Regions from separate parts of the Homo sapiens genome. Here region 2 is linked to region 1. The links are chromatin loops, found by intact Hi-C in ENCODE. Cell type or tissue: GM12878. All regions are shown on one strand.

Evidence for each region. A loop is a pair of places that touch in the nucleus more often than their neighbours do. Peaks named below come from ENCODE experiments on the same cell type or tissue, not always from the same donor. Only the 100,000 strongest peaks of a DNase experiment are listed, where the experiment ranks them.
Region 2: a loop joins it to region 1, with 7 times the contacts of the local background. A loop is called at or near these places in 4 of 110 quality-filtered maps.

Annotation. Positions count from the first base shown.
Region 1 is chr3:188,308,726-188,311,225 of GRCh38, reverse strand. The region is part of intron 2 of LPP (LIM domain containing preferred translocation partner in lipoma); the gene reads right to left. Among named protein-coding and RNA genes, the nearest start is that of FLJ42393, 130 kb to the right of the region's middle. In GM12878, no CTCF peak of the experiment used is centred here; a DNase peak (open chromatin) is centred at 1,275.
Region 2 is chr3:188,445,044-188,447,543 of GRCh38, reverse strand. All of the region lies in intron 4 of LPP (LIM domain containing preferred translocation partner in lipoma), which reads right to left. Among named protein-coding and RNA genes, the nearest start is that of LPP-AS1, 120 kb to the left of the region's middle. In GM12878, no CTCF peak of the experiment used is centred here; a DNase peak (open chromatin) is centred at 1,313; H3K27ac peaks cover 301 bases.

The DNA.
Region 1 (2,500 bases):
GCCGGGATTTGACAGTAGACAGAGAGAGAGAGAGAGAGCATATAAAATAATTAGAAAATAAGAATAACTAAAAAAAAAAAATTGGGGCCACTGCACCCGGCCTCAATTCTGCAACTTAATACGGCATATCAGAATAACTATGAGAAAGATATCAGGATCTGAAGACTAATACAGCTGCTTAATATCTTCGACTTTTTGGAAGTTCTTCATCCTTTCAGCACCTCAGTTTCCACAGCTGTGAAACAGAAAGCTAAAACTTACACTTCAACAGGTCTCTGTGAAAATTAAATAAGATAACTTATAATAAAGCACTTAGCCCAAGTTCTGGCAAGGAACATATATTCAATCAATGTTGGCTCTCTTTACTATAAGGATTCTTTTAAAAAATAATAATAGCAATAATAATAATGCTCTGCTCAACCACACACATTCCACCCAACATCTACCCCCACCACTCTGGCCTCAGCTACCCTTCCTATTGCCATTGACACCCTAACTGCCCAAGAAGCAAGGATTGAATAAACTCAAATTCTAAATGCCAGTCCAGAAAATGAATTTTAAAAAAATCTATTTCAACTCACATATTTCACAGTGGAGGCCATCTATAATTAGGTGGTGGCCAAAGTGATGAAAACTCAAATCTATTGACCCCCTTTTCATAGACTCTTCAACACAATTATTTCAATGTGTAGGCAAAGATTGAGCAACTCTCCCTCAACAATTATTTCATGTGTCAGCAAAGAATGAGCATTTCTCCCTCAATTCCACTGGCTAGCTATTTTTTAAGTTCACTTTGCTTTCTTGCCTTCTCACTCCCAAGCACCTATAGCGCACTCATCAACCGGGCATCCTTGGCCTGTCTCTCCTTGTGAACATGGATCACCACAGAATACACACAGTCACCTGCCTCATATCACTGCAGACATTAGAAGACAAAGTTATCTTTCTTGTAATATCCCAAAAGGCCAACTTCGTCAGTCTTCCAGAAGAAGAAAAAAAAAAAAAAAAGAAAGACAACTTTAACAAAAACTCACTCTATCCTGATAGAAACAAATAAAGAACCCCTTTCTCTAGAACACAATGACTTAAAGAGATCTTAAAGCTGATGCATCCTCACAGCACTGGGTTTTGTTGGCAGTCATGGTGGTGGTGGTGAGGTTTTGGGTGTTTGTTTGTTTTGTTTAATTTATCTTTCTGTTTTTGGCCTGTGTGAAAGATTCTGTTATGGGTATTATCAATTCTCATTTAAAGAAATAAGGACAATGGTATTAATAATGAAACAAAAGTACTCCTTTTTACTCTCTGTGGTCTGCAAGAAGTTTCACATTTCACTCAGATCAGAACTCCATGTTTTACTGATGTGAAAGTATGTGGTTTTTGCGATAGCCAAGTTCTTCTAATATTCAACTTTGTTGTTTCTTACTTTCAACTTACAGTAAATGAATCCCGATTTTTCCCCTTTGTCAAAATCAGCCCATTTTCAAAACAAGCAAGCCACCTCACTCATGACACTTTTCATGAATATTATACAGGCATAAGGCTATTTAAACCTATTTTATCGAATTATACAATCTCAACTATGAAGGAGATTGCTCAATTTTTGTCTGTGGATGCCACAGGACACAACTAATTCTGGAGAAGCACAGAAGAAAGGCAAGTCCTACCTCTGCTTATCTCGCCTCTCCCCTAAGGACCTCTCAACCTTTGTTTTGGGCAACGTTTAAACAGAGAAATCAGGGATCATCAATCAGTCCCCAACCAGAGAAGAACAATTACTGTCATCATGCCCATAGCCATCATCTTTAACCTTAGCTTCAGGTGCGCTCAATCTAACTCCAGAGCCTGCAAAGTAGGTAATGCAAAAATTACTCTCCTCCACTGTATATTAGAAGAAACGCAGGCTCCGGACAGGTGCGGTGGCTCATGACTGTAATCCCAGCACTTTGGGAGGGCAAGGCAGGTGGATCACCTGAGGTCAGGAGTTCAAGACCAGCCTGGCCAATATGGTGAAACCCCATCTCTGCTAAAAATACAAAAATTAGCTGAGCATGGTCATGCACGTCTATAATCCCAGATACTGAGGAGGCTAAGGCAGGAGAATCGCTTGAACCTGGGAGGCAGAGGATGCAGGAGCAGGGATTGCACCACTACACTCCAGCCTGGGCAACAGAGTGAGACTCCATATCAAAAAAAAAAAAAAAAAGAAGAAGAAGAAAAAGAAGAAGGAGAAGGAGAGGAGGGAGGAGGAGAAGGAGAAAGGAGAAGGGAGAAGGGAGAAGGAGGAGGAGGAGGAGAGAAGAAGAAGAAGACGAAGAAGAAGGAGAAGGAGTAGGAGAAGGAGAACGAGAACGAGAACAAGAACAAGAACAAGAAGAACAAGAAGAAACAACAACTCAGGCTCAGAAAGAACAAATGATTTGCCCTGGAGCCCCCAGCAATAAGTGGGAAGATCAAGTCCTTGACCGAAGTTTTATCGTTCTGAAACAAGGCTCTATCTACT
Region 2 (2,500 bases), 140 kb before region 1:
CTGCCTCCTGGATTCAAGTAATTCTCCTGCCTCAGCTTCTTGAGTAGTTGGGATTACAGGCACCTGCCACCATGCCTGACTAATTTTTGTATTTTTAGTAGAGACGGGGTTTCACCATGTTGGGCAGGCTGGTCTCGATCTCCTGACCTCATGATCCTCCCACCTCGGCCTCCCAAAGTGCTGGGATTACAGGCGTGAGCCACCACGCCCAGCCAAGAGTCACTTTTGCTTTGGACCTTATATATGCCCTGTAAAATCAAGTGATTCTCAACCCTGGTTTCACAAAATCATGTGGGAAATTTCTATAAACTACTGATGTGCAGACCCACTGCAAAACAATGAAATCAGAGTCTCTCAAGTTGAAGCCCTGGCATTTGTGTTTTATAAAACTCCCTCCAGGTAAAGCCAGAATTGATTGCATAGATGATCTCTGAGGTTTTTCTCAAGGCTTTCTAAGGTTCTGTATCCAAAGGAATCAGAGTTAGACCACACAGGCCACAAATCACATGTCAGACTTTTTGAAGCCCATACACTTCAAAAAACCTCCTTAATTAAGCCAACTGCTAAAGGAGAGACACCATCTCGTCTCTCACTCGTCCTGTGGTCACCAGCACCTGCTCTTGAGAAAGCAACTACAAAAATGAGAAAAACAGAAGTTCTATAATAGAATCCACATTTCTAGAAAGCTTACAAATGAGGCTTAGAGCTAAAAAGGACATGGAGAAAAGGCAAAAGAAAGCCATGAAAACAATCACGGTCCAATCATTCCCTGGGCAACTCACTCCATTGCCATGTTGAAAACATAGATGTTAGAAACCAAAGGGTTTTTTGAAGAAAGCAGGAGCTGAGTGGGAACTTGGAGAACAACAATGAAAGCAATGCCACAAAGAGAAGCTGACAAGCTCTGGAAGCAGCAAAACATTTTCATCAGTCCGTGAAAAATTAAGGAAATTTGGGGAAATGAGTTTAGAAAAGGAGATTGTTTACAAACAAATAAAAACAAAGAAAAATAAAAACCCACAGAAGCCTTTTGATGGCAATGTAAAACCAGTTACTTCAGAAACTAAAGACAGAGAAGTTAAATGACATACACAGTAACCAACAGGTTACAATGACACTTTTAAAAAGAAAAGGCTGAGATAATCTATGGTCAATTTCATGATGTTTTGACCTTGAGGGCCTGACTGGCACGGCGTCTGGAGAGTGGCAGAAAGAGACACATTTCAGAAAAACTGAAAGTCAAACACCACCTGCTACTTTCACTAGTTCTTCTAGGCCGTGTGAGATTGGAGTGGCAAAATGAAGCTGGGCTCTCATGCTCACTTAAAATGATGGACAACACCAGTGTGTTTATTAAAGAGAGCTGTTTCTAGTCATTTAAGTGGTGTCCCACAAGCCGTAATCAACCAAGCATTGTGGACAAGACTCTCCTGAAATTATTATGCATAGAACACATGTGGCAAGACCGCTGCCTTCAAGCAGACTATGAGAAGGCTCTTACTGAAAAAGAAAAACAGTGGGTGCAAAACTGGCAGAAAACTTCCCCTCCCTGTTAAATGGCATACGGAAGAAACAAATAAAATAATTTATTCTAAGAAGAGAGACCTTAAAAATGATAAAACTGATAGGAAACCATTACATCTATCCTGTATCACAAAAAATGGCCAGGAATTCTTTATCTCATTACCTTGCTGCATATGTTGGAGATGTGTGTGTCTCTGTGTGCCTGTGACTTTCACAGCTTGAGCTATTATATATTTATTTGTTTATAATCTATCAGGAGAGCAAATACTTTGGTCATTGCTTATTCCTGGTCCTAAAACAGTGCCTGGCACATCATGAGTTCCAAACATTGCCTGAATAAATGAATGAATGAATCAATGTCTTTTTTACTTTTTTTTTTTAAATTATACTTTAAGTTCTGGGATACATGTGCAGAACGTGCAGGTTTGTTACATAGGTATACATATGCCACGGTGGTTTGCTGCATCCGTCAACCTGTCATCTACATTAGGTATTTCTCCTAATGCTATCCCTCCCTAGTCTCCCACTGCCCAACAGGCCCCGGTGTGTGATGTTACCCTCCCTGTGTCCATGTGTTCTCATTCTTCAACTCCCAATTATGAGTGAGAACATACGGTGTTTGGTTTTCTGTTCCTGTGTCAGTTTGCTGAGAATGATGGTTTCCAGCTTCATCCATGTCCCTGCAAAGGACATGAACTCATCCTTTTTTATGGCTGCATAGTATTCCATGGTGCATATGTGCCACATTTTCTTTATCCAGTCTACCATTGATGGGCATTTGGGTTGGTTCCAATTCTTTGCTATTGTGAACAGTGCCACAATAAACATATGTGTGTGCATGTGTCTTTATAGTGGAATGATTTATAATCGTTTGGGTATACATCCAGTAATGGGATTGTTGGGTCAAATGGTATTTCTGGTTGTAGATCCTTGAGGAATGACCAGACTGTCTTCTACAATGGTTGAACTAATTTAC